3 separate regions of the Homo sapiens genome follow, and regions 2 and 3 are each linked to region 1. A link is a loop called in an ENCODE intact Hi-C map of the cell type or tissue named here. Cell type or tissue: heart right ventricle. All regions are shown on one strand. Each heading gives the region's core, and the rest is flanking DNA. Links, peaks and the distances in the headings are about the cores only.

Evidence for each region. Hi-C counts contacts between places; a loop is a spot of excess contacts. Peaks named below come from ENCODE experiments on the same cell type or tissue, not always from the same donor. Only the 100,000 strongest peaks of a DNase experiment are listed, where the experiment ranks them.
Region 2: a loop joins it to region 1, with 3 times the contacts of the local background. A loop is called at or near these places in 23 of 110 quality-filtered maps.
Region 3: it touches region 1 in a loop (2.7-fold over the local background); 35 of 110 quality-filtered maps call a loop at or near these places.

What each region holds. Positions count from the first base shown.
Region 1 is chr20:44,186,323-44,197,331 of GRCh38, reverse strand. It overlaps JPH2 (junctophilin 2), which reads left to right and starts at 10,144. Exons shown (of 6, transcript NM_020433.5): 1 at 10,144-11,005. The coding sequence starts at 10,627. It overlaps OSER1 (oxidative stress responsive serine rich 1), which reads left to right. Exons shown (of 4, transcript NM_016470.8): 4 at 1-1,393. The coding sequence ends at 280. In heart right ventricle, for the core only: a CTCF peak has its summit at 6,914 (motif pointing right); DNase peaks (open chromatin) are centred at 6,914, 8,389, 9,791 and 10,011; H3K4me3 peaks cover 1,805 bases; H3K27ac peaks cover 3,675 bases.
Region 2 is chr20:43,745,533-43,756,541 of GRCh38, reverse strand. All of the region lies in intron 1 of LOC101927200 (a long non-coding RNA gene), which reads right to left. Among named protein-coding and RNA genes, the nearest start is that of GTSF1L, 24 kb to the right of the region's middle. RefSeq lists enhancers at 4,040-4,119, 4,620-4,689, 4,880-5,079, 10,054-10,873 and a silencer at 6,519-6,678. In heart right ventricle, for the core only: a CTCF peak has its summit at 6,621 (motif pointing left); DNase peaks (open chromatin) are centred at 3,859 and 6,621; H3K27me3 peaks cover 1,437 bases.
Region 3 is chr20:44,131,375-44,142,383 of GRCh38, reverse strand. All of the region lies in intron 2 of JPH2 (junctophilin 2), which reads left to right. Among named protein-coding and RNA genes, the nearest start is that of JPH2, 50 kb to the left of the region's middle. In heart right ventricle, for the core only: no CTCF peak of the experiment used is centred there; DNase peaks (open chromatin) are centred at 4,763 and 4,979; H3K27ac peaks cover 6,481 bases.

The DNA.
Region 1 (11,009 bases), core at 3,010-11,009:
AGGCAAGGAATGCCAGTGTAAGAGATGGCATGATATGGAAGTGTATTCCTTTTCAGGCCTGCAGAGTGTCCCTCCCTTGGCTCCAGAACGAAGATCCACACTTGAGGACTACTCTCAGTCGCTGCACGCCAGAACTCTGTCTGGCTCTCCCCGATCCTGTTCTGAGCAAGCTCGAGTCTTCGTGGATGATGTGACCATTGAGGACCTGTCAGGCTACATGGAGTATTACTTGTATATTCCCAAGAAAATGTCCCACATGGCAGAAATGATGTACACCTGATAGCAAGAAGCTAATTCATATGCTTTAAACCAATGAAGGCTTGTCAAAGAGATTTAGTTAATGGCAGACCTTGTGGCCACTTTGTGTGAGAAGACATCTCTTTCTGCTCACTGTGCTTGCAATAAAAACTTTTCTTGGCATCTCAGTTAATCTTCATTCTTTCAACTTACTCTCTTGAGTTCTTACATACACTTCAAGGCGAGCAGATCAAAGAAAAATCCCCCTTATTTAGAAATGTTCCTGGGGGATGAAGAAACCATAATTACTTGAGACTGGCAGCAGTGGGTATATGGTAAAAGCCTTTGTAAAACAGTGCATTTTTCAGATTTGTTTAAGGTTTGCTAGCCAAGGAAAGTAAAATGTGATTTTGTAACTGCACTAAACATTTGTCATGCTGTAGTTGCCAGCCCAGAATATTAGAAGTTACAAGACTGATTTAAACCGTCTCTGATTTAATGCAAGATATATTGTGTCTATAAAGGTTTCTCTTGTTATTGTTAAGCCAGAGATCTAAGGTTTAGATTCAATTTGAATAAACTAGCTGGCCTGCCCTCTATTGTTTGAGAGAGTTATTAACCATCACTAAATAAGCCCCTGCTGGTGCTATTCATCCTAAGACATGTTACATGCAGTTTCAAGTAAGCAGCTTGGAATGGGCTGCTTCAGTTGGAGGGAGGGGGTGTAATATTTGAAACGAGTGTGTGTCTTCACCATCTCCAGCATTTTAAATATATGGCGGTTTTTTTTTTTTTTTTTTGTTATCAGTTGTAATACAGGTCTCATACCTCAGTTTCAGATGTTATAGATGGTTACCTCTTTGAGCTGCCCTGTCACCCCAGCAACCCTAAAAGAGAATTTTGTACATTCTGTATCCCACAGATTTGGTCAGCCATTTCAAAATTCCCTCCAGTTTGGTAAAAAAAAAATCTGTCTTCGGTTTCAGCTGGATGATGAATCCTTGTTTTTCAGGTGGCTCCAAAAAGAATGTTGCATGTGTTCAGACCATCCTGAGCAGAGCCACCAAATTTAGTGACAGTGTCTAGCCATGTTAGCAATAATGTTAACAGAAGCTTTTGTTTAAATTACAAAATACATTTATACTATTTACTAAAACTGCGCTGGCTGTGGTTGATTCATGATAATGGGATGTGGGCTTCAACAAATAGGTGATTTGTACTTGGGGGAGAGGGGAAGGGTGTTTACTAGAAAAACCCTAAGCTTAAGTAGTAGTGGGAGTCCTCTGCTGGTCATTGGTTTGGTGTGGATTTAGTGACATCTGAAGGCTGTGGTTAAAGCAAGGGAGCAAAATACCTTATCACAGTTCTAGAAGCTGTGACAGATATTTCCTGATAATGGTGACAGAAGGTACACTATTTAGTATATCTAAGGCAGAAATTCTCAAACTTTTTGTAAGCACTTCCTTTACACTGACAAATTCAGGACCCAAAAGGTTTTGTTATAATCTCCAAAAGGATATAAATATTTACCATGTTAGAAATTAAAACTAAGATTTTTTTAAATATTTAAAAACTCATTACAAGCTAACAAAATTTTTGAATGAAAAATAGCTTTTCCAAAACAAAAAATAGAAGAGTGGCATTGTTCTACCTTTTTGCAAATCTTTTTTAATGTTTGGCTTAATTAGAAGACAGATTCTCATATGTTTCTGCATTCAGTCTCTGGGATATCGCATATTGTGTGGTCTCTGGCAAACTTTTGTACACTTGGGAGAATGAATGTGAAAAAGGCAACTACAGGTTGAATATTCCTTATATGAAATGCTTGGGACCAGAAGTGTTTCGGATCTCAGATTTTTTTTAGATTTTGAAAGATTTGCATTACATGCTTATCAGTTCAGCTTCCATAATCCTAAAAGCCAAACTGCTCCAATGAGCATGTCCTTTGCTCCTCATGTCAGTGCTCAAAAAGTTCTGGATTTTGAAGCATTTCAGATTAGGGACCCTCAACCTGTAATGTTTTAGTACCATGTAAATAATTTTGACCTCAGATTTCCTAAAAGGGCCTCAGGGATTCCAGGACCAAAATTTAAGCTTCTGGTTGTAAAGGTACCACCCCGCTTTCACCTCCACAACTAATGTTTTGGCTCACCTTTAAAAAAATTAAAACTGGGCCGGGCACGGTGGCTCACGCCTTTAATCCCAGCACTTTGGGAGGCCGAGGCGGGCGGAACACAAGGTCAGGAGATCGAGACCATCCTGGCTAACGCGGTGAAACCCCGTCTCTACTAAAAATACAAAAAATTAGCCGGGCGTGGTGGCTGGCGCCTGTAGTCCCAGCTGCTCAGAGGCTGAGGCAGGAGAATGGTGTGAACCCAGGAGGCGGAGCTTGCAGTGAGCCAAGATTGCGCCACTGCACTCCAGCCTGGGCAACAGAGCGAGACTCCGTCTCAAAAATAAAATAAAAGCTGTAGAGGAGTGGAGCTATTGTAATTAAGTAGTGAGCTATTCAAGTTCATGTTAAGTGGGCTTAACATGGGCTTAACATGTTCTTTGAATTAAGGCGAGTTCTTAAGCCTTTAAATCCCTTTTAGTTTGTTTTTCAAGCCAGCGCTCTGGTTATTTACTTAGTGCTGTATATTAGTGCAGCAGTCACCAGAGAATGATGATACGTATTCTTTTCATATGAAGGTGTTAGGAGGGTGTAAGTATTGAAAAGCACAAAGTTCCAATGACCTAGTAACTCAAAATCCAACTTGCATGAAAGTTTAGGCATTCCAGATTTGTGGGAATAAGTTGTAAGTTATCTACATCTCAGCAAAATCTTCCTCAAAACATGAATCTTGAAGTTAAAAATTACTCTGCTCAGACCTAATTGGCCCAACTTTAACATTAGGGTCCCTCATTGGGATATTTGACGTTCTTTTGTGAATGTGATGTACCAAACTAATCTCCTTTCTCTGATACATCTAGGAAAATGGATTTGGTTTGTGGATTGAGGGATTAAGTCTCACTCTGATGTTCCAAAAAAGTAACATCCTGATTTCCACATGCCTTTATTTAACAAGTTTTCATTGAACGTTCATTCATTCATTCATTCATTCATTCATTCAATAAATATCAAGTGCTTACAACACACCAGGGACACTGTACTAGATTCTGGGAATGGAACAGTAAGCAGAACAATATCCTTGTCCTCAGTAGAGAGAGGTGATGAACATGTAAGTTGTATGGAGAGAAAAAGAATTAGGAGATAGGAAGGGGTGGGCCAGGGATAGGGTTGCTATTTGGGGTGGGCAGAGAAGATGCTGTGATAAGGTGACATTTGAGCAGAGACCTGAAGGAAGTAAGAGAGTGAGCCATGGGGGCATCTGAGGGAGGGGCATTCTTGGCAGAAGGAACCACAGGGATGTCAATGCAACTTGAGCAGGTGGGGTCAGAGAGAGATGAGTAGGGCCAGATCATGGAGGGCCTGGTAGGCTATTTTAAAGGTGTTGGCTCTTTGGCTCTTACTGTGAGAGATAGGGAGTCATTTGGGGAAGCAGAGGAGAGAGACATGACCAGACTTAACTTTTTTTTTTTTTTGAGACAGAGTCTTGCTCTGTCACCCAGGCTGGAGTGCAGTGGCACGATCTCAGCTCAGTGCAACCTCCACCTCCCGGGTTCAAGCAATTTTTGTGTCTCAGCCTCCCAGGTAGCTGGGATCACAGGTGTGCACCACCATGTCTGGCTAATTTTTTTGTATGTTTAGTAGGGACAGAGTTTTGCCACTTTGGCCAGTCTGGTCTCAAACTCCTGACCTCAGGCAGTCTGCCCACCTTGCCCTCCAAAAGTGCTGGGATTACAGGCATGAGCCACCATGCCCAGCCGAGACTTAACCTTTTGAAAGAGCACTGGCTACTATGTGCAGACTAAGGGAAGGCAAGGAGGACAGTTAGGAAGCTACTTCAGTGAGTCAGGCAATGGGTTTGGTGGCTTGGGCACTTGGCAGTGCAGGAGATAATATGTGTTCTGGAAGGTTTTTTTTGTTTTTGTTTTTGTTTTTGTTTTTTTTTTTAGACAGAGTCTCGCTCTGTTGCTCAGGCTGGAGTGCAGTGGCGCGATCTCAGCTCATTGCAGTCTCCACCTCCCTGTTCAAGCAATTCTCCTGCCTCAGCCTCCTGAGTAACTGGGACTACAGGTGCATGCCACCATGCCTGGCTAATTTTTGTATTTTTAGTAGAGATGGGGTTTCGCCATGTTGGCCAGGCTGGTCTCGAACTCCCGACCTCATGATCCACCTGCCTCTGCCTCCCAGAGTGTTGGGATTACAGGTGTGAGCCACCGTGCCCAGCCTGTTCTGGAATTATTTTAATCTAAATCCCTTCAGGGATTTGCCGATGGACTGGATTTAAGGTGTGAGAGAAAGACAGGAATTAAGGTTGACTCCAAAGGTTTTAATAAGTTTGGAGTCGGCTGGAGGGACAAATTTGCAAGTGGAAATTGAGAGTTTCATTTGTTCTTGTCAAATCTGAGATGCTCGTGAGATATTTAGAAATGTTGAGTAGGTGGCTGGATGTCTGACTGAAGATCAGGAGAGTGGTGCAACCTGGGGATGCAGACTTCGAAGTCATCGGTAGAGGGAGGTTATGCAAAGCCATGTGACTAGAGACCTCCTCAGAAATGAATGTAGATAAAGAAGCCAGAGAACGAAGGTTTGGGACATTCCCAAGGTACAGAACTCAGGGGGATGAGGAGGAACCAGTAAGGCAGGAGCAGAACCGAGAGAGATTCTAGAAGCCAGTTGAAAAAGGATTTCAGAAGGGGGTCATCAGCTGCTAGATGCTGGGAAGACCAGGAGCAGCCACTATGTGCAGGCACTGGGTAGACACAGGTGAGCTGCAATATCTACTGTACAGCAGGTGCTCAGGTTTTTTAATAATTTAAGTTCTGAGGTACATGTTCAGGGCATGCAGGTTTGTTACATAGGTAAGCACGTGCCGTGGTGGTTTGCTGCACCTGTCAGCCCATCACCTAGGTATTAAGCCTGTTAAGCCCCATATGCATTAGCGATTTATCCTGGTGCTCTCTCTCTTCCTGTTCCCCCACCCTACCCACAGGCCCCATTGTTCCCCTGTCTGTGTCCATGTGTTTCCATTGTTCCGCTCCCACTTATAAGTGAGAACGTGTTTGGTTTTCTGTTCCTGTGTTAGTTTGCTGAGAATAATGGCTTCCAGCTCCATCCGTGCCCCTGCAAAGGACATGATCTCATTCCTTTTTATGGCTGCGTAGTATTCCATGGTATATATGTACCACATTTTCTTTACCCAGTCTATCATTGATGGACATTTGGGTTGATTCACTGATCATTAGAGAAATGCAAATCAAAACCAGAATGAGAAACCACCTCATACCGGTCAAAATGGCAATTATTAAAAAGTCAAGAAACAAAAGATGCTGGTAAGGCTGTGGAGAAATAGGGATGCTTTTATACTTTTGGTGGGAATGTAAGTTACTTCAACCCTTGTGGAAGATATTATGGCGATTCCTCAAAGACCTAGAACCAGAAATACCATTTGACCCAGCAGTCGCATTACTGATTTATATTCCTTTGGGAATGGGTTTGGTGGCTTGGGCACTTGGCAGTGCCCAAGGAATATATATTTATATTCCTTTGGGAATATAAATCATTCTATTATAAAGATACATGCACACCTATGTTCACTGCAGCACTATCCACTGTTTTTTGGAAAGAAGAAAATCCTTGCTTTAAACAACTCATAGTTTGGGGGAGGAGACAGCATGTGGGAAGGGCACTAGCTCAGCCAGGACACCTGCCTGGAAAGGCTTCCTGGACGGTGAGGCTCGCTCTGCTGAGCCTTCCATGGCTAAGAAGAACTCCAGTGGATTTCTGGGTGCAGTCCTTCTCCTTGTTCCGGATTTCCAGTTCTCTCCCTTTGAGGTTCCCAGAGAAGCAGTCAAGCTTGAGAAGTTGAGCAGGAAATAGAGGGAGAAAGTGACCAGGGAACAGAACTAGGGAGTGGGAAGAGATCTGAGATGAAGAGAGGGAATAGGCTAGCTACCGTTAAAACCAGTTTATAATTATTTCAAGTTTATTTTATTTTTTATTTTTATTTATTTATTTTTGAGATGGAGTCTCACTCTCGCCCAGGCTGGAGTGCAGTGGCACAATCTCGGCTCACTGCAACCTCTGCCTCCTGGGTTCAAGTGATTCTCCTGCCTCAGCGCCCCCAGTAGCTGGGATTACAGGCAGGTGCCACCACACCCGTCTAATTTTTGTATTTTTAGTAGAGACAGGGTTTCGCCATGTTGGCCAGGCTGGTCTCGAACCCCTGACCTCAGATAGTCCGCCTACCTTGGCCTCTCAAAGTGCTAGGATTACAGGCGTGAGCCACCGTGCCCGGCCTATTTATTTTTAAATTATTATTTATTTATTTATTTATTTATTTTTTTGAGAGAGGATCTTGCTCCATCACTCAGGCTGGAGTGCAGTGGTGTGATCATGGCTCCCTGCAGCCTCGATCTCCCAGCCTTAAGCGATCCTCCTGCCTCAGCCTTCTGAGTAGCTGGGACCACAGGCATGCACCACCATGCCCGGCTAATATTTCAAGTTTAGTAAATTCCACTGGATTTGAAGAACTTGGTTTTTCTGAGGAAAGTCCGTTGTAATGCACATAACGCCACAAGAGGTCTCCCTTTCCCTGAAATGCACTGGTTTAAAAGGCGGGACAAATGGTAGCTTGTCAGAAAGCTCTGGGCAGGTAAGGCCAGTACCAAATTTGGCAAAGAATCTTACTTAAACTTTTACAAAGTCAAAGTATCCCTTTACCAGTAACTTCGTTTTGCAGTTTAAAACATGAGAATAAGGAGTGCTTCGATGTCAAGATATTTAATATTTAGGAGGGGTTCTCTCTTCCCTCTTTGAGGACTATTTTATTAAGCCTGAAAAGTAATTTAGTATGTAAGAGTAACTCTCATAAGAGCTAACACTGATTATATGTGTAATGTGTTCTGAGCCTTTTTACAGTATTAACTGTGTAATCCTCACCCAGTTAGATAAGGTAGATACTGTTATTCTTGATACCAATAATCCTCTGAGGTAGGGACTTTTACAGATGAATAATTTGCAGTTTAGAGAAATTAACAATTGGTCCAAGGTCACACAGCTTGTGAGGGGCAGGACTGGGATTTGAAGACATATCTAACTCCAAAACTACTGGATTCATGAATAAATGGATTCATGAATTTTTATGTTATTAAACAGTATCTTAATTTGAAATTTTACCTTGGTTTTGTTGTTGTTGTTGTTTTCTATCTATTTATTTATTTTTTGAAACAGGGTTGCCAGGCTGGAGTGCAGTGGCACAAATATGGCTCATTGCAGCCTCCAACTCCTTGACTCAGCGATCCTCCTTGCCTCAACTTCCCATGTAGCTGGGACCACAGATGTGTATCACCACACCTGGCTAATTAAAAAAAAAAATTTTTAATTGTAGAGGCGGGGTCTCACTGTGTTGTCCAGGCTGGTCTCAAACACCTGGGCTCAAGCAATCCTCCAGCCTTGGCCTCCCAAAGTGCTGGGATTACAGGTGTGAGCCACTATAACAAGCACTTACAGTGTTTTTAACCAGAGATGAAAATCAGATTCATCTGAGGAGCTTTTAAAAGAATTCGACTGCCCAAGTCTTCTCCCAGGACAATCTAATTCTGTAGGTCTCGGGTGGGGCTCTCGGATCTCTTTATGTTTTTAAGTCTGTAAGTGATTCTTATGTGTAGTAACCCTGGGTAGACAGCTACCCTAGGGAGCTGCTATGGATGAACAGTGGTTAAATTCCCATAGGTAGAACACCCTGCTAAGATGTAGCAATGGCTGCCTGGCATAAACATATGATTACGGTATTGAATCTGCAGCTCAAACTCCCCTAGCTTCCAGTTTGAGATGCTCTTCCCTTGACAGCAGAGCTAGAAAGAAGTTTGTGATTCTCCAAAGACCTAGTGAGAAGTGGCGAAAGCAGAACTCCCTGGGAGTAGCCCTGAGATGTTCTTAGAAGTGAATTGTGCAAGCAGGCTGTCAGTCAGCCTGGCCAGGGCTCACACCTAACCACCCAGAGGAAACAGTTTTTATCCACTACGTGCTCCCTGTCAGCTTGGCAAACAGACGGTGACAGTGAGCCCAAGAGGCTGGGTGCCTCTACCTGGTGGTGAAACGCAGATATAGAAGGGGCTCTTGAAGGTCAGCGGCTGTGACCAAGGATGGAACCAAGTCCTAAGAACAGGTAACCCACTGGAAGGAAAGCAGGGAACACTTTTTACCCACTCCCCAAACAGGAACAAGACTTCCGCAGTGACTTCACGTGGCCTAAGTTATCATGGGGTTTGGAAATATGTCAGATAAGTTCAAAGTCAGATAATTGTCTAATGTTCTCTAGTACCTTCTGTGCTTAGTTCTCTCTTTCTCTTCTGTCCCCATCTTCACACACACACTCACACACACACACTCACACATGGAAACACACACACTCTTACCACACACACATACAAACACACACACTCTTACCACACACACTCACACAAACACACACTTACCACACACACACAAACACACACACTCTTACCACACACACTCACATACACTCACACACACTCTCTCACACTCTCACAGACACACGTTCACACACACGCACAGACACACACACACACAGATCTTCCTAGTCTTGGTGGCTCTTACCTTTCCCAGAATTCCTCTATACTCCCATTAACCTTGGGCTTAGCTGGGATTTACAATCATTAGCTCTGGCCACAGCTTCTTGCCATGGAGATTTATTTGTTCTTTTTACTGGAGTTTGGTGGGAACCTGAGTGGCTGGGAATCCACCCAGGCCCTTCTCTCCTGGCCCTGCCCCAAGAGCTTTCTGAAGTCTGGCCTCACAGGCTCCTAGGACACTAGAGCAAAAGACAGCTCAGAAAGGGAAATTTTAAAAAATCATGACCCTTGAGAATTTCTGAGAGGACCTCATTACAACACAACCCTGTGTTGACAGGAAGGGGACTCCTTTGACCTTCAGGGTCTGCTGGGTCTGCGGCAGGGGGCAGGGAGGGCGCCGAGGCATCAAGGGGTGGGGAGAGGAAGCTAGCGGGACGCCCAGTCTGTGTCTCAGGCAGAGAGGAGGGCAGGCTCCTCTCCCTTCTCTTTGCCCTTCAGGAGAAAGAGAAAGGGAATAGATGGTTGCTTCTTGCACCAAGTTCTCCCCGGCTTCCAGGGGTGGAGGGAGCTCAGGGTGGTGAGTGAGCACTGGACTGAGATTCTGTGTATCTTCCAGACCCTGTTTCCACAGCCTCCCCTCTCTTTCTGACTTCCCTCCTCTGCTTTCGGAAGCACATGTGAAACTGTCTCCATTCCTTTCTCTTTAGGTCACTGGATTCCTTGATGGGGCTGGCAGTGGTGCTGTAACCCCAGGTCCCCTTAGGGCATGTGAGTGGTGATGGGGCTGAGATCTGCCAACCTCCTCGCTCTGGGGGATTTTCAGTGTTCCAGGACTGGGTGTTCTGCTGGTCTCCCTCTCCCCTCCCTTCCCCGATTCCCCGGTGCCCTCCCTGCGCGCAGACCCAGGGGACTCTGAGAATGGAAGGGAGCTCTCATTCCCGGGAGGAAAAGACACCAGGTTCCCTGGGCTGCCTGCACTCAGTTCTCAGCCTCCTTCCTCATGCCTCCAGCCACTGCCCGGGTCTGCGGCACGGGCGCGATTTGAAATACCCCTCCTTCCCGCTTTGAAGAAGGCTGGGCTGGCTGGGGGTTATTTTGGGAGCAGCTTCTGAGATCCAATGGCCTTGTTAGGGCAACACTGACCTTTCCGTCCCAGAAGGAGGGCAGGATTGGAGAAGGGGGCGGGGCAGCGGCGGGGAGACCGACAGCCCCGCACACCCACTGGGGTGGAGAAGGGGGCCAGCGGGCTGCGGGAATTCAGCCTCCGGCGGGGGCTGCCACCGAGGGGAATTTCCCCTCTTTGAAAAGGCTGGGGACCCCTCCACCCCACCCTTTCACTGGGCTTCTTAAAGAGATCACACCGTTTTCCCTTGGACTTCTTGGAAGGCAGACTTGGGACGCTTTGTGGGGACTTTGAACCTTTCCTTCCTGCTTTCTTTCCAGCAGGCAGCCTTGCTCTGGCTGGTGGAGTCGGGGCTCCCGGGCATGGCACTGACTAGCCGACCCGGTGCTGACTTGGCGCCGGGGCTCTTTCAGCCTCTGCTGGCATCCTGCTTCCCCCCTCCTGGGGTGCAGTGGTGAGTCTGGGGGCCTGCCCCCGAGGGCACTGGAGGAGTGTTGCAGGCATCACCCACGCCCTCTGCACCCACGCTGGAGGACGGGGAGGTTGTCAGGGGCTATGATGAGATGAGTGGGGGCCGCTTCGACTTTGATGATGGAGGGGCGTACTGCGGGGGCTGGGAGGGGGGAAAGGCCCATGGGCATGGACTGTGCACAGGCCCCAAGGGCCAGGGCGAATACTCTGGCTCCTGGAACTTTGGCTTTGAGGTGGCAGGTGTCTACACCTGGCCCAGCGGAAACACCTTTGAGGGATACTGGAGCCAGGGCAAACGGCATGGGCTGGGCATAGAGACCAAGGGGCGCTGGCTCTACAAGGGCGAGTGGACACATGGCTTCAAGGGACGCTACGGAATCCGGCAGAGCTCAAGCAGCGGTGCCAAGTATGAGGGCACCTGGAACAATGGCCTGCAAGACGGCTATGGCACCGAGACCTATGCTGATGGAGGTGA
Region 2 (11,009 bases), core at 1,925-9,924, 440 kb after region 1:
CCCTCTTCCTACCCCAGAGCTGTTGCCACACTTATCCCCACCCTTTTCTGGATTCCAGTCTTGAGGGACAAGGGTTCTGTCTTGCTCCTCCCCATACCCATGGAGTGCCCTAGTGCACACAGTAGGTCCTCAACACATACAGCTCAAATAAAGGAGACCACATGCCAAGGAGAGAAACCCATCATGAGTCTGCAAAGTTAAACATCTGAGTTTTCAATCCTGAACTGGGGTGATGGTCCTGCTGTCTACTTTCCCACAAAGTGAGAGAGAAATCAAGCGATAGGGAGAATGTGGCTAAAAGCCCTTCGCTCACAAGAATGCTGGGAGACCAAACACAGCCTCCGACATCTCACACCTAACATCTGATAAGATGTCTTTCCTCCTAGCAAGAGACTGAGCCTTAGACAGGAATCCAGGGGTTGGGATTCTAGAACCATGAGTACACAAAGTTGAGAACATGACGGAGCCACTGGAGCCGGGAGGACATCGAGGTTAAAGCAGAGATGGAGCAAATAAACCCACAAGATTCCTTGGCATTCTTGAGTTCACCATGAATCACTTGTAAGCTGTCCTCAAGGACTATGATTGGGATCATTCGTTATTTCACTGAGGGATGGGTTCAAATCGTGCACTGCAGAACTGGGGGCAGGTGCTGAAGCTGAGTCCCTTAGCCAGCGAGAGAGGCAGCCACCGCCAGGGCCTCTCAGCATGGTTCTGCTCCTCTCTCTTGGTCCTATGTGTCCCCAGCTACTCCCACAAAGTGATGAAACTTTGCTTTTTGTGAGAAAGGGCCCTAAAATAAATCCAACTGCTCATGTTGGTGATGGGACAGAAGAAGAAGTGAAGAAAGATTAAAGGCATCCAAAAAAATGATGATGTGGAACTACATACTGAAAAGCGATATCCAATTATCCTGAGGCTCAGATCCACCATTGGAATGCCTTCAATGTACACGCAACACAGAAACCGGAAAGTGTGACTCAGGAAACTGTCAGTGAGGCTCCTGCCATGAGCAAAGATACTTACCATAGAAAGCTCCGTTTATTCCTTTTGAGATGGAGTCTCACTCTGTTGCCCAGGCTGGAGTGCAGTGGTACGATCTTGGTTCACTGCAAGCTCCACCGCCCGAGTTCAAGCAATTTTCCCATCTCAGCCTCCCGAGTACCTGGTATTACAGGCGTGCCCCACTATGCCCAGCTAATTTTTGTATTTTTAGTAGAGACGAGGTTTCACCGTATTGTTCAGGCTGGTCTCAAACTCCTGACCTCAGGTGATCCACCTGACTCGGCCTCCCAAAGTGCTGGGGTTACAGGCGTGAGCCACCGTGCCCAACCTCAGTTTATTCCTTTATTGATCCTTCATTCAATTCAACCAATGTCACTGATGTGGTCAGGCACTAGGCTTGACTCTAAGGATGTAGCAGGGAGAGGAGCAGAGATGCGGCTTTTGTGGAGCTTATATTCTAGTGGGGAAAGAATCAACAAATACATGTCAGGAGGAGATATAATAAAATTAAGAGGGAAAAAGAATAAAGAGTGAAGGAAGTTGATATTTTATTGCAGGAAGCTGATATTTTAGGTAGAGTGGTCAAGAAGAGCCTCTCTGGGATGGAGAGAATGGAGCAGAAACCGGAAGGAGGGGAGAGAGGGAGACTCATGGGTATCTGGGGCAAGAGCTCTCCAGGTAGAGGGAAAAGCAAGTGCAAAAGCCACACAGCAGAAATGTGCCTGAAGGAATAGCGCGGAGGCCAGAGAGGCTGGAACGAAGTGAGCAAAAGCAGAACAGCAGGAGATGAGCCCAGAGAAGAACCAGGGCAGACCCAGTGAGGTCACGGAGGCCCTGGTAAGAACTTGGGCTTTGACTCCTGGTGGAAGGGAAACCATCGGAGGGCCTCGAGCAGAGACTTTGCCATCTGACTCAAGCCTTAACAGATCCCGCAGCATAGAGAGTCACCTACAAGGTGAGCAAGTTTGGAGGAGGAAAGGAGCGCGGAGGCTTCTGTTTCTGTCATAACCCACGTTGTTGGCTAGTGGCTTGAATAAAAGTGGCAAAGTGGAAGTGGTGAGAGGAGCTCCGATTTGGGATATCATTTGAAAAACCAGAGGCCGAGCTTGGTGGCGCACACCTCTAGTCCCAGCTACGTGAGAGGAAGATATTGTTTGGATCTGTGTCCCCGCCTAAATAGCATGTTGAATTGTAATCCCTGGGGTTGGAGGTGGGGCCTGGTGGGAGGTGACTAGATCATGAGGGTGGTCCTTCACAAATGGTTTAACGACATCCCCTTGGTACTGTTATTGTTGTGTGAGTGAGTGAGTTATTGCAAGATCTGGTTGTTTAAAAATGTGTAGCAGGCCGGGTGCGGTGGCTCACGCCTGTAATCCCAGCACTTTGGGAGGCCCAGGCAAGCAGATCACGAGGTCAGGAGATCAAGAACATCCTGGCTAACACGGTGAAACCCCGTCTCTACTACAAAAATACAAAAAATTAGCCGGGCGTGGTGGTGTGCGCCTGTAGTCCCAGCTACTTGGGAGGCTGAGGCAGGAGAATGGCGTGAACCCAGGAGGCGGAACTTGCAGTGAGCTGAGATCACGCCACTGCACTCCAGCCTGGGTGACAGAGCAAGACTCTGCCTCAAAAAAAAAAAAAAAAAAGAGTGTGTAGCAGTGCCCCATTTTCCACTCACTCCTACTCTGGCCATGCGATGCGTGTGCTTCTCCTTCACCTTCTACCATGACTGGAAGCTTTCTGAGGCCTCCTCAGAAGCCAAGCAGATGCCAGCATCTGTATTGCCTGCAGAATCATGTGGCAATTAAACCTCTTTTCTTTATAAATTACCCAGTCTCAGGTATTTCTTTACAGCAGTGCGAGAACAGATGAATACAGAGGATCTCTGGAGCCCAGGAGTTCGAGCCCAGGAGTAAGCCGTGGTCACACCACTGTACTCCAGCCTAGGCAACAGAGTAAGACCCTGTCTCTATAAAACTGTAATAATAATGATTTGAAAAATCATATTCATGTGTCTAGGGGATGGATCTTCAGATCCATCCCTAGAGGGTATCAAGGGTTGAGCAAGAACGTTTACTTGTGTCAAGCCATTTATATTTATTTTAGTGTAACTTAAAATTATGCCTTATATTCTTAAATACATTACTGATGATAATTAATGGTGGCTTATGTTCAATTTCAGTTCTGTTCTCATCTTGATAAGAATAACCAGTCAGGTGGCCAGGCACAGTGGCTCACGCCTGTAATCTCATCACTTTGGGAGGCCAAGGTGGGTGGATCACTTGAGGCCATGAGTTCAAGACCAGCCTGGCCAACATAGCAAAACCCCATCCCTACTAAAATGCAAAAGTTAGCTGGCACAGTGGTGCATGCCTGTAGTTCAAGCTACTCAGGAGGCTGAGGTGGGGGGATGGCTTGAGCCCAGGAGGCAGAGCAATCACACCACTGCACGGCAGCCTGGGCAACCGAGCTAGACCCTGTCTTAAGAAAAGAAAAGAAAAAAAAAGAATAACCAGTCAGGGCACTATAATCTCACATGGGTAACTGACCTGTAGCCAACCCCGCTATTTGGAGTGAAGTTCAGGTCCAGACACAAGCACTTACATACTTGATGTCAGACATCCAAGGCAGGCGGTAGACGTGGGATGCTCAGGAGGATACGCCCCATGTGGCATCTGATCAAGTCTGGCTTAGGTGTAAGGACAACGTTCAGGACAAAAACTATGCCTTTCCCATTTTACCATTGAAGATGTCTTAGACAACCAATAAAGTGGACGGTGTAGGACCACAGCCCTGCACAGCGACGTTCTTGCATCACTCGGCTCAACCACAGGAAGTCTCACACCACTGAGTCTGACCACAGGAACGGGCAAATGAAAAGTCATGCAGCTATATGGGCAATGGAACTTCCCTGCCTCCAGTTCCTGGCCAGGAAGTGGGGGCTGGGTGGAGAAATCTGGAAGCTGCCTGCTTACCTACCAGGTCTCCACTCTGTTTTGCTATGAAGCCTCTAAGCCTTGATACCTGTTAATGGATGTATTTGTTGTGAGAAATAAATGAGATGGTGGGGTCAGTTTCCAAAGTTAACGACAGTTTGAATCAAACAGGCTTGGGCACACATGCCACCTCTGCCCCTTGCTCCCTGTGTGGCCTTGGGAAAATTACTTAGACCCTCTGCCCCTCAGAGGTGGGAATAATGTGAGAAGGAAATGAGTGCCTGCACTTGGCCCTCAGAAAGCCCCAATCCACGTTCAGCCCTGATACCAGCTTCACGAATGTTCCCTTGTAAGTCCCAGAGACAGGACTTCCTGAAGGGTCCAGGTGCCTTCAGGCCCCCTTGGGTCTGTGAGTACTGGACCACATGCATCCCCAGATTAGACCTCAAGGACTTGGAATCCCCACATCGGGCCACAGTGGATTTATGCATCTCCAGACAGGACCAAGGGACTCACGCATCCCCAGATTAAACCACTGACCCACAGGGCAAGGAACTAGGGTGGTTTGTTCTCAGTGGAGTCTGGAGAAGGAGATTTCGAGTCGCTAGACTTCATTGGTGGGGGCAGCAAATGGGGAGTGAAATAAACCAACACTCTTGGGGAACTCTAAAATGCTCAAAAGGAAACTAAAACCCAGGAGCTGAAGGTAACATCCAAAGTCACACCACCAGCAAAGGCCATAGAACAACAAAACTAGAGAAGTTCTTGGAGAGCATCTGGTCTAGCCCTTCATTTTCCAGATGAGGAAACTAAGGCCCAAAGAAAGGAGGAAGTTAACCTAAGCCACATGGTCCACTTGTGGCAAAGCCATCCCTCAGACTCAGATCCCAGATTTGAGGTCTGGCGTCCCCTCAATTCCCCAACACCAGCACCCACGTTGCACACCCTTCACCATCTAGCAGAGATCTCCCCAGGGCTGCCATGAGCTGCCCCATGACACTCCAAGGAGCTGGTACGAAACATTTTGTTTTGCACCTTGCCTGTGGTGACAGCTGCGTTAAACCGAATGTTCACAGTCATTATGCTCAGAAACTGAGCAAGAGTTCCATCTATTGGGGTTTCAGAATGAATCAGATTTCCAAACTCTCCTCTCTCCACCTCAGCGCATGTCTGTATATGGTAACCTTTCAAAAGTGAGTCTAATAATTAGTCATCTTGGCCTAGTTCAAGACAACAGTATGTTCTCCAATTTCACTTTGTTTTCAACAAGACAGCGATGCCAACGGTAATGTTCACTGTGGTTAAACACACTTCTCAGCTGGTCCCTGCAGGTGGCCAAGACAGCTCTGGTCCCCGCAGTTGCCCAGTGCTTCCCCACAGCTCTCTAACCAGGCTGTACCCTCTGCCCAGATCCACCCCCACCCCCAATATTGACACCAACTGTGTACCAGGCACTACATTAGATGCTTTGGGCTCATCATTACATGTTATCCTCTTTGCAAGATAGATGGTTCTCTTGTTGCCCCATTTGAAGATGGGAAATTTGAGAACCTGAGGGTACTGGTCCTTGTCTACTGCCCACACCCCAGGTCTAGCCAGTCCCTCTCTTCCTTCCTGCTCCAACCACACTCTTCTGCCAAGGCAGTGAGCTCATTTCCACCTCAGGGCCTTTGCACATGAGTTTCCTCTGTCTGAAACACTCTTCCCTCTGACTCCACCTGGTTCACTCCTTCTCACCCTCAGATCTCAATTCAAGCATAATTTCCTAAGGGAAGAATCCTTCACATCCTCAGGTTCCTAGAGCTCTTTTCATCCACACAGCACCCTATGAATCCCTCCTCCTTCAAGGCAGCTCCTATAAATTGTAATTTTATTTTAAATTTTTTGTAAAGATGGGGTCTTGCTATATCGCCCAGGCTGGTCTTGAACTCCTGGCCTCAAGCAACCCTCCCACCTTGGCCTCCCAAAGTGTTGCAATTACAAGTGTGAGCCACTGCGCTCAGCCTAACATGTAATTTTATATTTGAGGGATTATTTGCTGCTATCTGGCTCCTCCACACAGGCATGAATTCTAGGAGGGCAGGGACGCTGTCTGTGTTGCTCACCACTATATCTCCACACACAGAAGGGACACATGGTAAGGGTTTAGTTATCATATATTTATGGATGATGGATGGATGGGTGGTCAAATGGAGGGTGCGTAGATGCAAAATGCTTAACGAAGAATTTGCCACCCATCCAAGTAAGAGGTGGGCCCAAATGCAAGCCCAGGCTTCCGACCGGCAATCCCTCTCGGTGTGTGTGATAATCCTCCGCACACACACACACATCACCCCCAAACTCTGACCCTGGGAGACAGTGCCCACCTCCCTGGAGCAGTGTTCTCAAAACTCCCCTGACCAGCACCCCACTGTCCAAACCCCCTAGCTCCCACGCCACACACCTGGAGCTTCAGGGATGCTGATTCTGTAGGTCCAGGAAGGCCCCAAACTCTACACTGTTAACAAGCACCCAGGTAATTTAGAAGGGAGTGTGTCCCAGAGCTCGTTTGAGGATCTCTGGACTAAGATGAGTCCAGGCAAACCCGAATCCCCAGGGAGAGCCGCCCAGCGCCACCCCAGCCGCCCGCGTGGGAAGTGGCCGGGAGCCGCAAGCCGGGGCCGTGCTGCCCTCTGGTGGTGCATAGCGGCACTGCAGCCTCTGGGCTCCCTGAAGGAACACCGGCCGCCGGCGCCCCAAGGGCTGTGGTGTCCCGGTGGCCCACGTCGGCCTAGGTCAGCGCACCTGGATTCCAGTCCCTGACCCTCCAGAGACCTCCCCAAGACTTTTTTTTTCTTCATAAATGGAAGATAATCAACGTTTCCCAAACTTCAGTTCTTTGGGTACCACCTTCATCATCTTGCCCATCTCATTTATACATGCTATTCTTTACTTAATTTTTCTCTGAATTGCCGGGTGTGGTGGTGGCTGTCTCCTGTAGTCCCAGCTATTCAGAAGGCTGAGGCAGGAGGATGGATCGCTTGAGCCCAAGAGTTGGAGGCTGCAGGGAGCTATGATCACCCACTGCACTTCAACTTGGGCAACAGAGCGAGACCCTGTCTCAAAAAAAAATTTTTAATAAACGTATTTATGTATTATAATTCATGTTAAGAGAGAAATGAATACCCACAGTAAACAGAGGTGGATTTCACTTGCCATAAATGGTGGGCTGGGGGAGAGGAGGGGACATGGTGGGGAGGGGATGAAAACAAAACCAGGATTACCAAGATTTTCATAAATAAAAAGACTGTCATTTTACAAACAAAACAAACAAGGGCTTTCCTAAGTGGTGAAACTATAAAGAACAGCAAAGAAATTAGCGTTATAAAAATTAGGATAGCCAGGCACAGTGGCTCACGCCTGTAAATCCCAGCACTTTGGGAGGCCGAGGTGGGCGGATCACTTGAGGTCAGAATATTGAGACCTGCCTGACCAACATGGTGAAACCCTGTCTCTACTAAAAATACAAAAATTAGCCCAGTGTAGTGGTGCACGCCTGTAGTCCCAGCTACTCGGGAGGCTGAGGCAGAAGAATCGCTTGAACCCGGGAGGCAGAGGTTACAGTGAGCTGAGACTGTGCCACTGCACTCCAGCCTGGGCGGCAGAGAGAGACTCCATCTCAAAAAAAAAAAAAAAAAAGATAGTGCTTTTCTCTGGGGATCAGGAGGCTGTCATGGGAAGAGATGGTGGGGGCCCCAGGGAACCCAGTTCTCCTTCTTTGTGTAGGATATTTTTACAGTCCTGTGTTAACCTGCACATATGAGCTTTATGCATTTTTTCCTGCATTTTATGTGTCACAATAAAACATGTTATAGAAACAAAAAGTAACCAGTGAAATACAAGTAATTTACAAAGGCACACATGAAAACAGGAGAGATGAGGCTAGGCGCAGTGGCTCACGCCTATAATCCCAACACTTTGGGAGGTCAAGGCAAGAGGATTGGTTGAGCCCAGAAATCTGAGACCAGCCTGAGCAACATAGCAACATCTTGTCTCTACAAAATATCATTTAAAAATTAGCCAGGCATGGTGGCATGCATCTGTAGTCCCAGCTACTCAGGAGGGTTGCTTAAGGCAGGAGGATTGCTTAAGCTCAGGAGTTTGAGGCTGTAGTTAGCTATGATTGCACCACTGCACTCCTGCCTGGGCAACAGAGTAAGACTCTGTTTCTTAAAATAAAAGAGGGGGTGACACTGAGCAGCAGGTCAGGGGTGACACAGCTGCTCAGGGGACAGTTTCAGGGGTTAAATATCCCAGAAACAGAGTGACCATCCAGGGGGTCCTGTGTGAGAGGCAGCTCCAGGCAGCAGCCCTCCCCCCACCCCCACGCTCCTTTCTTCTTCCCTACCCTCCCCTGAGCTCCCTGTATGGAAGCTCAAAGCTCAGAGTGGATTTCTGGAGGCCAGGATGGTGGGGTGAAAACAGCAGGAACCCACTCTTGGGGGACTATGAGCACCCCAATCACCAGGCGGGTGGGGAAAATTGAGCCCCTTTCAGTTCAGTTATGAGTCCCAGAGACATTCATGGCTATTTACTGCTAGCATCCGTTCTGATTCGTTGATGCCTGTGCCATTCAGTTGTCAAATATGTTTATGATCAGCCCCGCTAAGATGCATTAAAACACATGTGTATTAGTCCATTCTCACACTGCTATAAAGAACTACCTGAGACTGGGTAATTTATAAAGAAAAGAGGTTTAGGCCAGGCGTAGTGGCTCACGCCTGTAATCTCAGCACTTTAGGGGGCCGACGTGGGCGGATCACCTGAGCTCGGGAGTTCCAGACCAGCCTGACCAACATGGAGAAACCCTGTCTCTACTAAAAATAAAAAAAAATAAAAATAAATTAGCCAGGCGTGGTGGCGCATGCCTGTAATCCCAGCTACTCGGGAGGCTGACGCAGGAGAATCACTTGAACCCGAGAGGCGGAGGTTGCAGTGACCCCAGATTGTGCCATTGCACTCCAGCCTGGGCAACAAGAGCGAAACTCTGTCTAAAAAAAAAAAAAAAAGAAAGAAAGAAAGACAGAAAAGAGGTTTAATTGACTCACAGTTGCCCAGACTGTACAGGAAGCATGGCTGAAAGGCCTCAGGAAACTTACAATCATGGCAGAAGGCAGAGGGGAAGCAGGCACATCTTCACAATGGCAGAGCCGGAGAGAGAGCGCATGAAGGGGGAAGTGCCGCACACTTTTAAACCATCAGATCGCATGAGCACTCACTCCCTACCACGAGAACGCAAGGGGGAAATCCACGTCCACGATCCAACCACCTCCCACTAGAGCCCTCCTCCAATTTGACATGAGATTTGGGCAGGGACACAAACCCAAACCATATCAATATGTAATTACTGAAATTAAAACTGTCCACCAAAACACCATGAAATGTCACTCACATACCTCCAGTGGGGCACAGTGGGGCACGCAGTGCATTTTAGGACGTGGTAGGCATTACCTGGCCCTGCACAGGGCGACTCTAAGAACTAAACGGGCACTCCACAAGTGCTGAGCCCCACACAAAGTGTTAACGTGGTTAACACGACAGCCTTCCAGGAAGCTGGGAGCTGGGATATCCCCAGCACGGAGGACAATGCTGAAACAGACCCACAGGGCGCAGGGGCTCCCATGGGAACTCACAAGTGCTCTGCAGTTTGCCTGTCTCTCCTGCCTAAACAAGGAGCAGCTGGGGAAACTCAGGCTTGGCCAAAGCACCAACCATTCCCTCTCTCCCTCCACCACCTCCCCACCTTTTTTTTTTCCCTTCATTTTTCTCCTCTGTCTTCCAAGGAATTCAGAGTGCAGGTCTCACTATGAGTTCCCAGGCGAACCCACCTCTCCCGACTTCCTAAACTGTGAAAGGAAAATAAAACTTGGGACTCCAATTCACTCTACCCAAAGGAAAAAAATTAAGCTGAAAGCTGAGTCATGCAAGAAAACGCCTTCCCTTTTGTGCCTAAGCAGATAGGTAGAGATAAAAGGCCAGATATCTCCAATTACTCTGGTTCACCTTATCTTACTTAAAGTGCCAATTTACTGAGTGCTAGATGAATACATAATTGACGAGTCCCCCATCTACTCCTTTTCTCTTGCAACATGTGAATTCAGTAATATGACCACACCCTCCCTCGTTTCCCTCCAGCCTGCTTTTCCCCTTTAAGTACTGACACCCTCAAAATCATCTTTGTAGAAAGGCACAGACTGTTTCTGTGATTCTGTGTTCTGTTCTTCTGGGCATGTCCTTAACTTCGGCAAAATAAACTTCTCAATTGATTGAGGCCTGTCTCAAATACTTTTAGGTTTACAAAGCCCACTCCCATTTTTACTAAATGTGTGTCCACACATTTGGGAACAAAAGACACTGGGGACTCTAAAAGCAAGGAGGAGTCGGGCACGGTGGTGACTCTCGACTGTAATCCCAGCACTTTGGGAGGCCAAGGCAGGTGGATCACCTGAGGTCACTTCAAGACCAGCCTGGCCAGCGTGATGAAACCTCATCTCTACTAAAAATACAAAACTTAGCCGGGAGTGGTGGTCACGCCTGTAGTCCCAGCTACTCCGGAGGCTGAAGCACAAGAATCGCTTGAACCCAGGAGGCGGAGGTTGCAGTGGGCTGAGACCGTGCCACTGCACTCCAGCCTGGGAGACAGAGCAAGACCCTGTCTCCAAAATAAATAAAAAGCAAGGAGGGAAGGAGAGGGGCAGGGGTTGAAAAATTACCTATCGGGTCCTATGTTCGCTGTTTGGGTATTAACAGAAGCCCAAACCCATATCACACAATATATACCCACGGAACAAACCTGCCCACACACCCCCCCCGAATCTAAAATTAAGAACATTAAAATAAATCAATATGTGTCCACACACAGAGAGGCAGCCTGGAAGACTAGACGCCAACACATTCTTTTCTTCTTCATACAATGTTTGCATTTTCCGACTTCTTTTTACAACAAAGTCTGAAAATGAGAAGCGACCACGCAGCTGTGTGTGCAGGCAATAAAGCACGGTGTTGAGCAGGAAGCCCTCCTATGAGAAG
Region 3 (11,009 bases), core at 1,324-9,323, 53 kb after region 1:
GGGGATGGATGGCAATGTTGTACAATCTGGGAGCCACTAGCAACCTGTGGCCATTTAAGTTAACTGAAGTTAAAGAAAGGAAAAGTTTCCTTTCTCAGTCTCAGCAGCCACATATCAAGTGTTCGATAGCTGGGACAGCACAGATATAGAACATTTTCCTCATCCCTGAAAGTTCTATTGGGTGGTGGCTTCGGGGGCCTTGCAGGTCAGGGTAGGGCATATGCGCTTGCCCATACATAACTGGGCACACATCCTGGGGGCCTTTCCTCACCTCCCAAAGTGGGTATGATTAAAGCATGCAAGGCCATTTGGTCCAACCCCAGCCAATGTCAGAATGCCTTTCCCATCGTCCTGCCAAGTGGTCATTCAGTCACTGCGTCTGTCTCTCCAGGCATGGGGAGCTCGCCATCTCTTGAGATGGTCCAGCCCAGCTTTTGATAGATTTGCCTTTTGGATTTGCTAAAACCAGAAGGACTTTCTGCTTCTCTGTAGTTTCTACCCATGGGTCCTGGTGCTATCCTTGAGGATTGTGTAGTTAGAACTGTGCTCAGCTGCAGGTAATAGAAGCTGCCTGTGGCTGGGCATGGTGGCTCCTGCCTGTAATCCCAGCTCTTTGGGAGGCAGAGGCAGGAGGATTGCTTGAGGCCAGGAGTTCGAGACCAGCCTGGGCAACACAGTGAGACCCTGTCTCTACAAAAATAAAAATAAAAAAATAAAAATATTAGCTAGGCGTGGTAGCATGCACCTGTAGTCCCAGCTACACAGGAGGATCCCTTGAGCCCAGGAGTTCAAGGCTTCAGTGAGCTATGATCACACCACTGCACTCTAGCCTGGGCAACAGAGCAAGACCCTTTCTCTTAAAAAAAAAAAACTGCTTCTACTGCCTCACCCATTGGGCTTCTTTTTCTCACATGATGTGATCAGAGAGGCTGTGCTAGGCTGAATGGCAGCTCCATGATGCCCTCAGGGACCCGCCTCCATCTGCCTTTCCCTCCCTCTGTCCTTAGAGGGTGGCTTTTGTCCTCACACTCAGAAATAGCCACTGCACACCTAGCCTCACCTCTGCATTCCAGGCAGCGGAGGTCCAAATGCAACAGCTTCTCTCCATGCAGAAGTGAAGACCTTCCCCAGATGTAGAGAATGGGAAGGTGAATATTTTTAGCCGGATGCGTTGCTTCCCTGAACAAATTAGGCTTCCGTTAGTGGGAAAGAGGGAGAGAATGGATATTTGGTGAGCAGCTAGCAATGTCTGTCTCAACATCCTTGCAGAGGTTTGAAGACTGTGACCTTAATATCCCGAGTCTTCCCTGGTCACCACATCTCTAGCCCCTTCACTGCACCTCTGTTTTCATGTCTCCTCCTTCTCCATCTTTCAGATGGAGAGACAGAGGCACAAACATCATTCACGGTCAAGAGCACAGGCTTTGGGGTTAGATAACACTCGTTCCTTGGGCATGTCACTTTCCTGAGCCTCAGTTTCTCCAACGGTGGGAGGTGGTAGAAATTGATATAGTACTTACCACTGAGGGTAAAATGAGATATAACCTGTGTAAATACTGTACACCACAGTCATTCAATAGTGGCAGCTTAAAAAAATTATTCTACGATTACCCTTGCTTCAGTGATTCTTCTTGGTGTTATTGAAGGGTGAGATCTCGGTGGGGATCTCCCAGGTGTTTCCATAATCCCAGCGATCACCCCAGGGAGAACCTCTTTCCTTAGGCTGCTAGAGGACATGTGCCATAGGACCAGATAGGAGGGAGGGGCAGCGGTGGGAATGCGTTTTCAGAGCTACCTTTGGCCAAGCCGTATCCTTGTGGGGACCTATTGCATTGCTGCTGAAGTGCTTTTCCCATCAGCCCTGGCTTCGTGTGGCCCTGTCTGGCAAGGGGGTGCTCCTACAAAGTCATGGCAGCCTGGTGCCAAAACCATCATCCCATAGGACCTGCTGTAGCTTTGCCAGAAGCCTGGCCCAAGGGGTGGAGGCCCCTGGAGCTCTGACCCACCACGTGGAGGGTGGGAAATGCCACAGAGCAGGTTCTCTAGAAGGGATTTGTCAGAAGCTAAACTGGGGTGCCCCCTGGGCTCAGGCCTGCACAGTTTCTCCCTGACCACCCAGCTGGGATGGATATAAAGACAGGTGTCATGTTGCAGAAAGCCTGCCCTAAGAGGCCCTACTGGTGTTTTCCTTTATTAAAAAAAAATAAAATCTCGGCCAGGCGCAGTGGCTCATGCCTGTAATCCTAGCACTTTGGGAGGCCGAGGCGGGCAGATCACGAGGTCAGGAGATTGAGACCAGCCTGCCTAACACGGTGAAACCCCATCTCTACTAAAAATACAGAAAATTAGCTGGGCAAGGTGGCACGCGCCTGTAGTCCCAGCTACTCGGGAGGCTGAGGCAGGAGAATCACTTGAACCCAGGAGGCAGAGGTTGCAGTGAGCCAAGATTGCACCACTGCACTCCAGCCTGGGTGACAGAGTGAGACTCTGTATTAAAAAAAAAATCATACATTCATTTGGTTCAAAACCCAACAGTTAGAAAAGTATTACTATAAAGAGTCCATCTCCTTTTCCTGTCCCCATCTTGTTGCCACCTCCATAGGCAACTCTTGTTTGTAGTTTCTTTCCTTTCCTTCCAGTTACTTTCTATTAAGATGGAAAATATGAAATTGCTAATATTTGACCAGGTTTGGCCTATAAAATGGCAATTTCATACTGTTCAACCTAATATAAACAAATGTATAGATTCCTGTTCTTCTCTTTCTTACACAAAAAGTAGCATATTATACTGTAGCATATACATACTGTTTGGAATCTTGCTTTTTTTTCTTTGCTGTGTATATATTGGAGATCTATTCATGTTTTTCCAAGTACAGAACTTGATCAGTTTCTAAATGCTTGTGTAGAATTCCATTATATAGCTGTGCCACAATTTACTGAATCAGGTCCCCATTGTTGTACATGGATGTTTGGGTAGTTTCCAGATATTTGCTGTGTTAGATCAATATTTCCACCCATGGGTTGGTATATCTCTAGAATAAATTCCCCCAACTCGCAGTTGCTGGATCAAAGGCTCTCTGTGGTGGCTGTCCCATTTTATCTTCCCGTCCACATTGTTTTAGGGTGGGAAGGCCTCTGCCACTGACTTGCTGAATGACCCCGGGCAAGTCCCTGCCCCTCTGTGGTTCTCCATTTCCTGGAGCACTGAGCTCTCCTTGCCTTGTCCTTGGGGGGAAAAAAGCCGGCCCAGATTCACTTCCTTGCTTGGCCTTTCCCACGTCCCAGTCATGGGCAGCTATTGTTACTGTGGATCCTTTGGGAGATGACTTTAGCTCAGAGGGAGTCCAGGGCAGCCCAGTGAGGTCAGCATGGAAGAGCAAACAGGAGGACGAGGCGAGGCAAAGGCACAGCGGTGTGGCAGCTGGGGCAAGGCAGCGATTGCCAAATGCCAGTCACTGCCATACCTTCCTGAGCCGCGCCGTGTCCACATGCTGTCTGGATCCCCTTACTATTTAAAAAACATTTTAACTTTCTTAAATCTAAATTTATTCTTATAAAGAAACTTTAGATCATTACCATAAATACAAATCTAGTATTAGATTAGAAAAAGTTAGCCAAAAAAAAGAAAAAGAAGAAGAAAAAGAATACAGTGAAGCAAAATATCATTAAACCCCATCCCTCAGTTGCTTATTAAAATCTTGGCCAGGTGCAGTGGCTCATGCCTGTAATCCCAGCACTTTGAGGGGGCCAAGGCAGGAGAATTGCTTGAGGCCAGGAGTTTGAGACCAGCCTGGGCAATATGGTGAGAACCCATCTCTACAAAAAAATAAAAAAATTAGCTGGGTGTGGCAGTGCTCACCTGTAGTCCCAGGTGCTGTTCGGGAGACTGAGGCAGGAAGATAGCTTGAGCCCAGGAAGTTGAGGCTTCAGGGAGCCATGATCACACTACTGCACTCCAGCCTGGGCGAAAGAGCCAGACTCTGTCTAATAAAGCAAACAAACTCAGACTCAAGGCTGCTTGCTGCTGGGCTCTCAGTTAAAAAACAGCGTGTAAGAGACGCATTAAAGCTCACGCCTGTAATCCCAGCACTTTGGGATTACACTTTGGGAGGCACTTTGGGAAGCCAAGGTGGGCAGATCACGAGGTCAGGAGTTCGAGACCAGCCTGGCCAACATGGTGAAACCCCGTCTCTACTAAAAATACAAAAATTGGCCGGGCGTGGTGGCGGGCACCTGTAATCCCCGCTACTCAGGAGGCTGAGGCAGAAGAATTGCTTGAGCCCGGGAGGCAGAGGTTGTAATGAGCCGAGATCGCACCACTGCACTCCAGCCTGGGTGATAGGGCAAGACTCCGTCTCAAAAAAAAAAAAAAAAGGTCTTTTTAAATTTTTTCTCTTTTTACAGATGCACTTTCTACAGTGTTACTTAATGAATGGTCTGGTACCACCTATCATTCTTGGTCCTGCCAGTAGAAAGCATCCCATCCTTCAGAGACACTGGCCTGAAAGACAGATTTCTCCTCTCCCTCTTCCCAGTGTCAGAGAGAAGGAAAGCCAGTATTTAGAAGGACTTGTTCAAAATCCAGTCTTTGAAAGGGCAGGATTCAAAGACTTAGCCCAGTTGTGACTGCTATGATGGGATAAGGCAACGGGGTTGGAACCTCCTCTGGACCTCCAGTACCTGGCACGGTGCCTGGGGCCGAATCCGATCTCTGGAAGTGTGTTTTGAACAAAGGGATGCAGTTGTCCAGAGGAAGGCTGGGTTCGGCCCCGCCTGGTGGCTTCTTCCTCCCCTGTCCTTGTGACAGCAGGGTCGCCAGCCCCCAGGAGCAAATGGAGCTGCCTGGAATTCCTTCCCAGAGCTCCTTATCAGTTTTTAGAGCAGCCTGGGGTGGGGTGCGAGTGGGTGTCAGTGACACTGGGATCTGCTCTGGGAAAAGCTGGAATGCCCCAGCCGAGCCCCACCTGGGGAGGGGCGGGAGGCGGGGGAGGCCGCTGGGCTGGGAGGACTCAGCTGTCACATTCCTCCGGCTCACAGAAAGCTCTCCTGGGCGCCTTGTCCTTATTTAGGCAGGAGATGTCTGCTGACTGGGGCCTTGTAAGATGCCTTTGCAGGCCGGCTCCCGGGTGGGGTGGGGCGGGGCGGGGGCAGAGCACACCAAGAGCTAAGTCAGCAGGCTCCTGGGCAGGCGAGCCCCAGGGTGGGAGCCCAACCCTTGGGGAGAAAATCCGCTAAGTAGTGATAACAAAAAATAGCAGCTAACATTCATGGGGTACCTACTATGTGCTGGGCACAATGCTGAGCTGGTCTGTAAGTTCCAGAAGGCGAGTCTCTCCTGTTCACAATGGTACCCCAAGATTAGCCCAGGTTCTGGTACACATAATGTACACATATACTATATACTATATGCACATTCAGAATATCCAGAAGGGTTGCATCAGTCTGGGTTCTGGCAGGAAAGGGTCTATTAGGTGCCTAGTAAATCCTTGTCACAACTGAATGAATATACCCTTCACATGCCACAATTTACATAATCCTTACAAGAAGTAGCTACTAGTATAGCTAAGTGCTATTAGTAACCCATTTTACAGATGGGGAAACTGAGACTGGGAGAGGTTCCATGACTTGGCAAAGATCATGCAAGTTGGAAGTGAGGGAGCTGGGGTTTGAAACCAGGTTGTCTGACTCCAGTAGTAACTAATGCTTCCATCTTCTTATTTTGGTGTTAAGCCACAATAGGATTCCTGGCTTTCCTCTTCCCTGGCTGTGTGGATTTGACGGGTTATATAATCTTCTCACCTGCAAAGTGGGGATAGTGATACCTACTTTAGAGAATATTGTGAGAATTAATTAAGAAAACGCATGCAAGTGCCGGGCATCTAGTAGGTGCGCAGCAAGCATTGCCTATTCATAATGGTGATGTTGATGTTGATGATGATGATGGCGATGAGTCCCAGGGGATTCAGCATCCTCTTGCTGGGTTGCACCCAGGGAGCAGAATAGGCAAAGGGTGAGGCCATTTTCCAGCAGACTTCGTCCCCCTGCAGGAGCACGGTGACAGTCATGGCCCTCTGGAGAGGGTGGCAGGACCTTCATCCTGTCTGTGTTTCCTAAAGAGAAATGTTCACTACTCCTAGGCCATCTGAGGCCTCCAGGTTCCCCAAGCATGAGGCTGGAAGGGGTCTGGGGTAGGTTTTACCCTCTGTTCATCCATGGTACATGATCACATTTTTGTGTCAGCTCCATTGCCCAAGGCTTCCATGAAGCACCTCCTGTGGACCTGGACTAACTTGCCATCCCTTGCTGTCTGTGTACAGGTTGTCTTGGGCAAGTTATTGAAATGCTCAGAGTACTGGTTTTCTCATGTGTACACTGAGGGTGATAATGATAGTATTTCTCTCATAAGGCTGCTGTTCAGTAAAGTGACATGATATGTACAAGCACTTACAATGGGCCTGTCATGTAGTACCTAACCCTTCCAATATGTCTATAACAGAGTAACGATCACAATGACTAACTCTCAATGATTGAAAATTGAAAATGATCACACAGACTTCTCTGGGCCACAGTTTCCCCTTCTTGTTGCTGTGTTGATCTTAAAGGAGATGAGATGATTTCTAAGGGTCCGTCCAGCTCTGTGAGTCTCACAGTCAAGTATATGTGATTCATATAACAAAACGTTTGTCCAGCACATTCCTGGTGAGCCTAAATATTTTCAGATAAATAGTCCTGCTCTGTGCCAGCCTCTGTCTGGTGACAGGCACGCAGCAGCGAAGCTTCTGCCCCTTGTGGGACTCACAGACTAATCAGAGGAAGACAAAGTGACCTTGGAAGCGAAATGCAGGAGACGGTAGAGAGCTGGCAGTCAGGGTGAGCTACCCTGGGGAAGGGTCCTGAAGGATGAGTAGGAGTTCACCAGATAAAGAACCGAAAGATGGGGATGGAGACAAGAGTTCCCAGGAGAAGAAATTACCTATGTTTTCACCCCAGGCATAGAAACAATCGACAGGGCACATTTGAGGAACTGGAAGTTTCTGTCTGACTAGAAGGTTGAGTTTGGAGTCAGACCAGAGAGGTTGGCAGGAGCTAAGTCATGAAGTTACATGAAAGCATTTCCATGTCATCCTTCAGGCACTAGGAAAGGCACTGTGGGGTTTTAAGCAGAGGTTTAAGACCAAATTTTCTGGGGGTGGCCTCTGGGGAAGGTTTCTGGACTAGATGGGGCATAAGAAGGAACGTTTACATCCGGGGTTAGCATCTAGCTGGGCACCCCAGTAGGTATGGTCATGCCAATTGTTAAATATTGAAATAGTCTATACTGGTTTGTCACTAGCAGCCTCCCTGAGCCCCCCAGGCATCCCCCCTACCCCTCTTGGTATTCTGTCCACTTGGTCATTCCCAGCACCCAGCAGCTAAATGGTTAGCCACCTGGCACAGGTGGTTTTATATATATATATAAATATATATATTTTATATATATATATAAATATATATTAATATATATATAAATATATATATTTATATATATATTTATAATAAACATATATTTATGTATATTTATAAATATTTATATATATTTATAATAAATGTATATTTATGTATATTTATAAATATTTTTATATATTTATAATAAATATATCTTTATATATTTATAATAAATATATATTTATAATATATATTAATGTATATATATTTATAATATTTATAAATATATATTTATATATATTTATAATAAATATTTATATATTTATAATAAATATATATTTATTATATTTATAATAAATATATATTTATATATATTTATAATAAATATATATTTATTTATATATATTATAAATATATATTTATTTATATATATTTATTATAAATATATATTATTTATATATAATAAATATATATTATAAATATATATTTATATATATTTATAATAAATATATATTTATATATATTTATAATAAATATATATTTATTTATATATATTTATAATAAATATATATTTATTTATATATATTTATAATAAATATATATATTTATAATAAATATTTATTATATATTTATTATATATTTATAATAAATATTTATTATATTTATAATAAATATTTATATGTATATATAATAAATATTTATTTATATGTATTTATAATAAATATTTATATATATTTATAATAAATATATATTTATATATTTATAATAAATATTTATATATTTATAATAAATATTTATATATTTATAATAAATATTTATTTATATATTTATAATAAATATTTATTTATATATTTATAATAAATATATATTTATAATAAATATATATTTATATATTTATAATAAATATATATTTATATATAAATATATATTTATATATATTTATAATATATATATTTATATATATTTATAATAATATATATTTATATATTATAATATATATTTATTTATATATATTTATAATAAATATATATTTATATATTATAATGTATATTTATTTATATATATTTATAATAAATATATATTTATATATTATAATGTATATTTATTTATATATATTTATAATAAGTATATATTTATTTATATCGCCCCCTGCCTACATCTCAGTCATGCCTTCCAGCTCTAAGAAGGCATTGGAGAGCATCAGATGGAACAGGACCAGCCTGGGAAACTTAGGTTTTTAACCCAGGCCTTTCCCTCTTCTTGCTTGATAGGCAGGAGATTAGACTTGAATCTCCCCTAGGGCCATCCTGCCCTGACATAGAAGGGGAATAGACACCCAGCCCTCTCTGGCCTCTTGCTGGGGCCTCCAGTCAGTCGGCTGGGCACACTGGAAGCCAGTGAGCAAAGGTGCTGGTGATGCGGCTTAGCACAACCTTTGGAATCAGGTAGACTGCCGTTCCATCACAACCCAGAGCTTCCCTGCTGTGTGGCTGCCCCCAAAGGAGGCCTAGTTTCCCTATTCAGTGGACATAATAATACCTGCCTGCTAGGATTGTTGTAAGGAATAAATGAAACCATACTTCTAAAAGGTCTAGTACCAATAGATGTGAGATTTTAAAAATATTTATTTTGGAGTGATTATAATTTATGCACATTCAGAATATCCAGAAGGATCGTATTAGTGTGGGTCCTGGCAGGAAAGGGTCTATTGCAAGGGTTTAATTGGGGAGAGTTTAAAGAAGGTGCTGTTTGCAGAGATGTGGGCAGAAAAATTAACAAGGTATGTTAAGGCATCCAGGACCAGCAGCCATGGGAGCTGTTATACCCCAGGCCTGAAGGGGCAAGAGGTGGGGGACAGGGAAATGGTGTGATGACTGGAGCAGGGATGGGGACGGTGGGGGTGGGTGAGAGTTGCAGCTGTGGAGGGGGGTGGTGGGAGTGGGTGAGAGCTGCAGCTGTGGAGGGGGATGGTGGGGGTGGGTGAGAGCTATAGCTGTGGAGGGGCCCGGTGGGGGTGGGTGAGACCTGCAGGCGTGGAAGGGGGCGGTGGGAGTGGGTGAGAGCTGCAGGTGTGGAGGGGGGTGGTGGGGGTGGATGAGAGCTGCAGGTGTGGGGGGCGGTGGGGGTGGGAGAGCTGCAGATGTAGAGGGGGGCGGTGGGGGTGGGTGAGAGCTGCAGGTGTGGAGGGGGACGGTGGGGGTGGGTGAGAGCTGCAGGTGTGGAGGGGGACGGTGGGGGTGGGTGAGAGCTGCAGGTGTGGAGGGGGACGGTGGGGGTGGGTGAGAGCTGCAGGTGTGGAGGGGGACGGTGGGGGTGGGTGAGAGCTGCAGCTGTGGAGGAGACAGACAGGCAGGAAGAGGGAGAAGTGGAATAGATACCCAGCCCTCTCCGGCCTCGTGCTTGGGCCCTGAATTGACTGGGCGCACTGGAAGCCAGTGAGCAAGGGAGCTAGTGATGCAGGCTGTAGAGATGATCTCCCTGGGCAGAGCTGGGTAGGGAATGGATGGGGTGGGGCAAGGGGGGGAGATGGGGCCAAAGGAAAATAACCAGCCCAAATGTGTGTGTGTGTGTGTGTGTGTGTGTGTGTGTGTGTGTGTGTGTGTCTGTCTGTCTGCCTCCCTTCCACCTCATTCACAGTGGGCAACCTGTATTATAAGTTTCTTACCTATCTTTCCATAAATATTCTCTATATAGAAGAGCAAACAGGTTGTCTGTTTACACAAATGTTACATACAATAGAAATTCTTTTACACCTTGCTACCTGATTTAACATATCTTGGAATTCACTCTTTGTCATACACAAAGATCAATCTTATTCCTAGGATTGGCTACATAATACTCCTTCAAATGGCTATGCCATAATTTAGTTAACCAGCTCTGTACTGCTGGACTTGGCTTTGTTTCCAATCTTTTGCTATTACAGTGTTACAGTAAATACCGTGTAGCTCACAGGCTAATCAGAGAAAGGCAAAGTCACCTGGCAGCTAAGTGCAAGAGATGGTAAGAGCAGACAGCTGGCAGTTAGGGTAAGCTTTCCTGGGGTAGGGTCCTGAAGGATGAGTAGGAGTTCACCAGATAAAGAAGTGAATGATGGGTCTGGGGACAAAAGTTTCCAGAAGTCATTTGGGACTTGTACATGTGTCATTTTGTACAATTTGAGTATATCTGTTGATCACACTCCCAGAAGGGGAATCACTAGCACAAAAATATGTAGATGATGGATTTTTAAAGAAAAAAATGGTTGAACAATTAAATGATAAATGTCAGTATATGGAAACTGGAAAATTACTTAAGTGAATAAATTATAAAAGTATGGCAGGAACAGCTAACCCTTCGATAGTGCTTACTCTGTGCAAGGCACTGTTCTTAGACCTTTGTGGCCATTAACTCATTTAATTTTCATTACCCTATGATGTAGGCACTATTATTATCCCCATTGTGTTAGTTACCCATCACCGCATAACAAATTGTCCCCACATAGAGCAGCTTAAAACAACACACGTTTGTTGTCTTAACAGTTCTGCAGGTCGGGTATCAGGGTATAGCTGAGTCCTCTGGCTCAGGGTCTCTCTTGGGCTGCAGTC